Linked DNA regions of Homo sapiens: region 2 is linked to region 1. The links are chromatin contacts, found by Hi-C or POLR2A ChIA-PET in ENCODE. All regions are on one chromosome and are shown on one strand. Each heading gives the region's core, a stretch centred on a gene start or an enhancer-like site at or near the end of the contact. The rest is flanking DNA. Distances are from core to core; before and after follow the strand shown. Region 1 has its middle 76 kb from the start of FAM9C. Region 2 has its middle 97 kb from the start of LINC01203.

The links. A loop is a pair of places that touch in the nucleus more often than their neighbours do. ChIA-PET counts read pairs that join two places held with the same protein, here RNA polymerase II (POLR2A). Pooled maps may share reads with other maps.
Region 2: a pooled map shows a loop between it and region 1 (2.3-fold over the local background). The contact joins two enhancer-like sites. A Hi-C loop is called at or near these places in 3 of 50 pooled maps. POLR2A ChIA-PET finds 5 or more read pairs at or near these places in 2 of 52 experiments (AG04450 and Panc1).

The regions. Positions count from the first base shown.
Region 1 is chrX:13,118,455-13,122,001 of GRCh38, forward strand. No RefSeq gene overlaps it. Among named protein-coding and RNA genes, the nearest start is that of FAM9C, 76 kb to the left of the region's middle. Within about 2 kb of position 1,762, at least 14 of the 41 ENCODE cell types and tissues checked have a DNase peak (open chromatin) inside an H3K27ac peak, as active enhancers do.
Region 2 is chrX:13,430,942-13,434,488 of GRCh38, forward strand. No RefSeq gene overlaps it. Among named protein-coding and RNA genes, the nearest start is that of LINC01203, 97 kb to the left of the region's middle. Within about 2 kb of position 1,595, at least 9 of the 41 ENCODE cell types and tissues checked have a DNase peak (open chromatin) inside an H3K27ac peak, as active enhancers do.

The DNA.
Region 1 (3,547 bases), core at 512-3,011:
GGCAGGCAACCTCTGGAAAGTGGAAAGTAATCCACTGGGAATTCTCATAAATTTTAGGATGAGTGCAAGGCTTCCTAGAGCCTGTGTGATTGAGCCCTAAGCTGTTTTATCTAAACGTGAAAGGAAAGCCTGGGCCTGGAAAGCTGGAGTGCATGGAGAATTCAGATTATTCTTCAGTCTCAACCTTCTTTTCCACGCTAAGGAGAGCAGTTCATTGGCAGCTCTGTATAGGATGCCAAACATGTTTATCTGGTGGGTCTTCATGTTGCCTCACTTCCAGAAAATCTAAGAACTTTAAAAGACCGGCACGTTGTATACATGTACCCTAGAACTTAAAGTATATAAAAAAAAAACCCTCTAATAGTAGAAGGATCTCATTTTAAAAACTTTTACTCATAGTTGGGAACAAACTTTCCCTATATTAAAAGGAGACAGAACATCAATCTGAGTGTACACAATGCAAAATTCTGAACCAATTCCTGTTTTGTGGAACTGTTTTCTGGATATATTATATGCAGTGGACAGGTAGGTCCTTGTAGCCCACTGTTTTCTCTGAGGGATCCAGAACTAATTCCAGGAAAAAGCAGAAAGACTCTCAAGCTTATGGTTTTGATGCCTCCTTTGCCCATGAAGAAGATGCTATTTTCCATCAGCAATCTATTTGCATGAGCCACTTTGTATGTACAAACTAAAAATGAACAACATTGACCAAAACTCTCAGCAGTGGGGGCAATGTGATGAATGGATGATGACTCTTTCTCTCTCCCAGCCTTATCACCAAACCCCTCCATTTCAACGCTCAAAAAAGTAACTAAAACAAGGGAAACCCAAGGTTTCACAAAAATGACAAATTCAATTTGATTAGAACAAACTCCCGCTTTCCTCAAAGGTATATGCTCCTGCACCGTTCTGGCTTTGAAATTGAACTTTGGGAATAAAGGTTTGAAAGATCACCTTGGTTTTGGGGGGACCCATGTGGCAAATTACCTCTCCTCTATTTCTGTAAAAAATGAGGATTCAGAGAAAACTTGGAACCCCAAAACTTCCCTCTAAAAATGTAAACTTCTGCTGAAGAGGATGTCATGTTTACGACAATAACAACAACCAAAGCAGGTCATTGTGATGACAGGCGGGTTAGTCACATGCCTGTTCACATTCCATCTGCAGCTTAGACTCTAAAACCCTTTGGCTTAACGTCTCCCCTTTGGAGGCTGAAAAACAAATAGAATAATGGAGAACATTTAGCTCCAGAGGATTTAGTAATCTTTTCATCCATTTGATTTATAAAACTGATTGGAAGGAATGGAGAAGCTTCTCTTGTTGTTACCATTTAGCTCTTTACCTTGATGCTCTATTTTGCTCCCTTAAAGCTTTTAATGGTCCCAGATAAATCAGAGCTTTCACATCACCCTGCCACTTTCTGCAATCTGAATACTCTGTGTCCTAATCTAGGATCGAACAAGTTTAAAAGATCATTTGCTTTTGAACGCGGTTTGCTGAGTCTTTCTACCCTCCATGGAGATCTTCTGCATTGAAAAATTCACAATTCTGGTTCAGCTTGAACTTGGGTTTTCCAAAAGTTTCCACTGGACTCCTTAAGGATGAAAAGAGGAAAGTCTTAGAGACAAGACAGAAGGCAGGCGCTAAGGCCAGCCAGAGCGAAAAAGATTTCTAGGAGTTAGCAGCCAAATAAAACAACGGCAAACAAAACAAACCCAGGCTGCCCTTTCCTCTGCTCTGCAGGCTCTTATCTGTTGGTGAACTCAGCCGCCTCAGTCTAGAATACTCAGCCCCAGCGTCACTGAGAAGGCTGAGTTTGTGCCTGTCCGTCCCAGGTACCTCTCAGCACCCTGCACAGTCTTTGTTCCAGCACATTCCTCATAGTTTTGTAACTATTTGTCCACTGGTCTGTCACCACTAACATCTAGCACCCTCTCGTCTAGTCTGTGTTCCTTGTGTATATTCCTAACTAGTACTAGTGTGTTAACTAGTAGATAAATTCTACCAGAATTTAAATTCTTATTCTCATAGGACAGGGATTTTCGACCTCAGCTCTTTTGACATTTGGGGCCAGATCATTCTTTAGGTGTGGGCTGTCTTATGTATTGTGGGATGTTTAGCAGCAGCCCTGGCCTCGGCCTACTGGACGCCAGGAGCACCCCCCACCCCCCAAATTGCTGCAGTGGAAAATGTTTCCGGGCTTTGCCAAATGTCCCCTGTGGAGCAAAATCTGCGCCGTCCCCCCAAACCTCTTGAGAACCACTGCTGCAGAGTAATACGAAAAATATGGGTTGAATGATTTAGTCCACATGGTCTCTAATCACAGGGACTCTCCAAAGCTATCAAAATTGTCCCTTATTTTTATTTTTTAGAAGAAAGCATCAACGTTTTACTGATGTAACCACCAGCTTCTACTTTAGACACATATTTTAAAATCACATTAAAACCAAAGTTTTTTGTTTGTTTGTTTTTATTTTTGTTTTTGTTTTGTTTTGTTTTTTAAAGTATCCCTGAGAGGTAGGTTTACTTAGCAGGGTCTCTAGGGTAGTAGTTAAGAGCATAGAGTGTGGAACCAACTGCTTCAGTTTAAAATCCAGTTCTACCATAAACCACCTGCATGATCTTGGGGAAGTTACCTAACCTCTCTGTGTGAAATCCTCAGCTATGTAATGATCCAAGTAATCTAAATTATAATGTAGAATAATAATAATACTGCCTGCTGAATAGGGTTGTTGAAAGGGTTAATATTTGAGTTAATATTTGAAAAGCTCTTAGAACAGTTCCCAGCACAAAGTAAGCAAGATATAAACATTAGCTCCAAGCCAAGAAGTACAGGGTTTTCAAAAAGTCTCTAAATTCAAGCACATTTGTTTAGAACTATTTGGAAGCCTTATGTTTCTGCTGCCAAAGGGATCAGAGTAGACCCTGCAATATGTACAAAACATCTCTATACTTCCAACATTTTGGAACTGAATTATAAATTTCCAGTCAGCTCTGTAACTTTCTATTCTTAAGACTTTACTTTCCTTCCGTTGTGACTTCAACTACTCAATGTAGAAAGTAAGAAATACAATGAGTCTCAGAAATAAAATGGGAAATCTCATTGCCTATTGTATGTGCTAGTCAGTGTTTCACACTTAACTACTAGAGGCAAACACAATGGAAACCAGTTGGCTGCCATTTTGATAACACATTCAAGTTTATTTGTGTTCTCTGGGCCATTCATCTCTAGGGAATTTCTCTTTGTTTATTCTTCTTCCCTTTTTGTGTACAAAAAAAGAATTTAAAATATGTTATGCCTTTGTCCTCACTGTGTAGTGGTGTTTAGACTAGCATCTGTGATAATAACAGTATTTGTTGCCATTCTTCAACATTGTATTTTGGAGGCAGCATGGTGTGGGGATGAGGACATGGCTTTGGGGCTCTATTTCCAGTTTTACAACTAACTAGATATGTCACCTTGGGTGAGGCACTTAATTTCTCAATGGCTGTTTCTCCACGTGTATGGTAAAACTGATGTTACTACTCTCATCAGAGAGTTTTAGTG
Region 2 (3,547 bases), core at 345-2,844, 310 kb after region 1:
CACCTTAAATATACGTCAAATCTTCACAGTAACCCTATGAGATAGGTTATATTTATGATCCTTATTTACCAATATGGGAACTGAGGCCAGGAAGGAAACTGAGGCATGGAGAGTTTAAGCAATCTTGAGATTGTTACCCAAATATTTGCTGTAAGGACACACCACATAGGCGCTCCCAGGAGTGCTTAAAACATTTTCTCTAAATTTACGGTGATGAATTCGTCCCAGGTTGCTTGGGACTCTCCCAGTTTTAGCACCGAAGTCCATGTACTGGGACAACCCTCAGTCCTGGGCAAATAAGAATGGTTGGTCATCCTACAAATTATAGGCACACTCAATCTAGATTGCCCTGACAACCCAATTAATGGATAATGGAAAAGGAAAAGTTAGAGAGAGTTTTCCCTGCATAGTCAATTCCCATAACAAAAGCTCCTGTAGTCAGAATAAAAGAGTTTCCTTAAACATTGGGTTTTCTTGGAATCAAGAGATTATTCTACCCAAGGGGTAGAAGAAGAACTACCCAAGGGGTTCTTCTTACCCACTGCAATAAGAAAGACCATGGCGTGTAGTAGAGAGTTTAATAGACACAAAGCTGGGCACGCCACGTGGGATGCAGAGTTAGTACTCAAATCATTCTTTTCCAAAGCTTGTAGGTTAGGGATTTTTCTTTTTTTCTTCTTTTTTTTTTTTTCGAGACAGAGTCTTGCTCTGTCGCCCAGGCTGGAGTGCCGTGGCGCGATCTCAGCTCACTGCAAGCTCCGCCTCCTGGGTTCATGCCATTCTCCTGCCTCGGCCTCCCGAGTAGCTGGGACTACAGGCGCCTGCCACCACGCCCGGCTAATTTTTTGTATTTTTAGTAGAGATTTTTCAAAGGCAGTTTGAGGGAAAGGGTGGGGGTGGCCAGGTAAGGGATGCCTGCTGCTGATTACATGTTGAAATAATATTCCAGATATATTGGGTTAAATGAAATATTCTAGATATATTGGGTTAAATGAAAGATATTATTAAAATTAATTTTACCCATTTGTTTTACATCTTTTAATGTGGCTATTAAACAAATAAAATTACATGCATGGCCGGGCACACTGGCTCACGCCTGTAATCCCCGCACTTCGGGAGGCCAAGGCGGGTGGATCACCTGAGGTCAGGAGTTTGAGGCCAGCCTGGCCAACACGGTGAAACCCTGTCTCTACCAAAAATACAAAAATGTGTTGGCACACACCTGTAATCCCAGCTACTTGGGAGGCTGATGCAGGAGAAGCACTTGAACCCAGGGGGCAGAGGTTGCAGTGAGCCCAGATTGTGCCACCGCACTCCAGCCTGGGCAACAGAGCCAGACTGTCTTAAAAAAAAAAAAATTACATGTATGGCTCACAGTATATTTCATTGGACAGCACTCTTCTAAAAAGACACTTCTAGAGAGTATGTCTCTATTAAGAGGGTTTCTCTTTGTGTAATATTGTTTACAAAACCAAGTTAAACATTAATTAGTTAAAATTCTGTAAACCGTGAAAAGGCCTCAAGGAGATTTGCAAAGGGAATCTCCTTGTCTTGGAGGTGTTGTCTTGAAGCTGCTTAAGCAGAAATGCTGCCCAGAACACACTCATGCTTTCTTGTGACCAGTGGCTCTAGGCCAAACTACAGTACATGTAAAAATAACTCTGATGAGTTCATTGTTCTGAACTTAAAGTCAAATGGGCTGTTGGCTCTTTTCACATAGTTTGAATCTTTTATGACCAGAAGATGCAAAACACATTTTTAAAAGCAGTAACTAATGCAGTCCAAGTCATTTTTTTAAAAAAACTTTTGGGTATTGAGCAATTTGGGGCTCTCCAAGGATTGTAATGATTATATTTATATTTGTATAAATATTTTCAAAGTTCTTTACAGTTTTTCTTTAGTATTTCCACTTGAAAGTGACTACATATCCCCATGAGGTAATCTGAGCTGTTATTTTATGCACATTTTACAGATGAGACACTGTCCCAAGTCTTCTTAATTCTGTTTAGTGTTCTTTTGGCTACACCCAGTGTGATGGAGCCAGATCCTACCCACTCATGAGAGCCAATTGTGCATCTCTGCACAGCTCAGCAGTCACATTATGTTAGTAGCTTGAAATCATCCACAGTGTGAGCGTTTATACCATGAGAATTGGCAAAGGCTACATAGTCCGTTTATTTGTTTTGTTGTTTCCGTTGTTTATTTCTTGAGTACCAGTTACTAAACATTTAATGGCACACTGCTAGATACCTCCAAGAATGAGAAAACTTGGGGATTAAAAGACATTTGCTTAGTCTGTTTTGTGTTGCTATAACAGAATACCATAGACAGGGTAATTTATAATGAATAGAAATTTATTTGGCTCGTGGTTTGGTTCAGGAAGCTGGGAAGTCCAAGAGCATGGCATCAGCATTTGGCAAGGGACTTCGTGCTGCATCATCCCATGGGAGAAGGTGGAAGAGCAAAGGAGAACAAGAGCCACAGAGCAAGAGGGGGCCAAACTCACTTTAATAACAAACCAACTCTCAAGATAACTAAACCACTCCCATGATAATGACATTAATTCATTCACAAGGGCAGAGCCCTCATGACCTAATCATCTCTTATTAGGCCCCACCTCACAACACTTGCACTGAGGATTAAGTTTCCAATACACAAACTTTGAGGGACACATTCAAAACATAGCAGATGCATGTTACAAAACAGGAGCAGAAACACAAGTTCTCTGAGTTCAAGAACTGAATTCTGTAGATAGATTTTTTGGTTTTTTTTTTGAGATGGAGTTTCTCTCTTGTTACCTAGGCTGGAGTGCAGTGGTGCGATCTCGGCTCACTGCAACCTCTGCCTTCTGATTTCAAGCGATTCTCCCGCCTCAGCCTCCTGAGTTGTTGGGATTACAGGTGCCCGCCACCATGCCCAGCTAATTTTTGTATTTTTTTTTTAGTAGAGATGGGGTTTCACCATGTTGACCAGGCTGGTCTGGAACTGCTGACCTCGTGATCCGCCCGCCTCGGCCTCCCAAAGCTCTGGGATTACAGGCAAGAGCCACCGTGCCCGGCCAACAGATTTTTTTTTTAAATGAAAAGATCCATGGTATCTTCAGTTTGCATATTGCAAGAAAATGAGGATGCTACTTCTTTAACCTGACAAGGCAAGGCCCAAGCCACTTAAACCTAAGCCAGCAGCCAGCCCTCCTACAGAAGAAATGGAAATCACCTTCACTGCTCCAACACAATTGTATGCTCCTGTCTTTCAGTTGTTTCGGTGTCTCTCTCTATCCCTTTTTCTGTCTTTGTGTGTGTGCATCATACATACACAAATACACACACCACACATGATTTTTACTACCTAAGTTACTATAGCAGACAGCTAGAAATTCAAGAAACCAAGTAACGCCTTCATTCAAGGAAAGGTGGAATAATATACTTCATTTTCTTTTATGGAACAACAATCAAGCACTAAATTTACTGATGAAGGGGAAATCATTGAAACTGGAGAGGAAAGGGGATACTGGATGTGAAAAACATCTATATATACCTCAGATAAA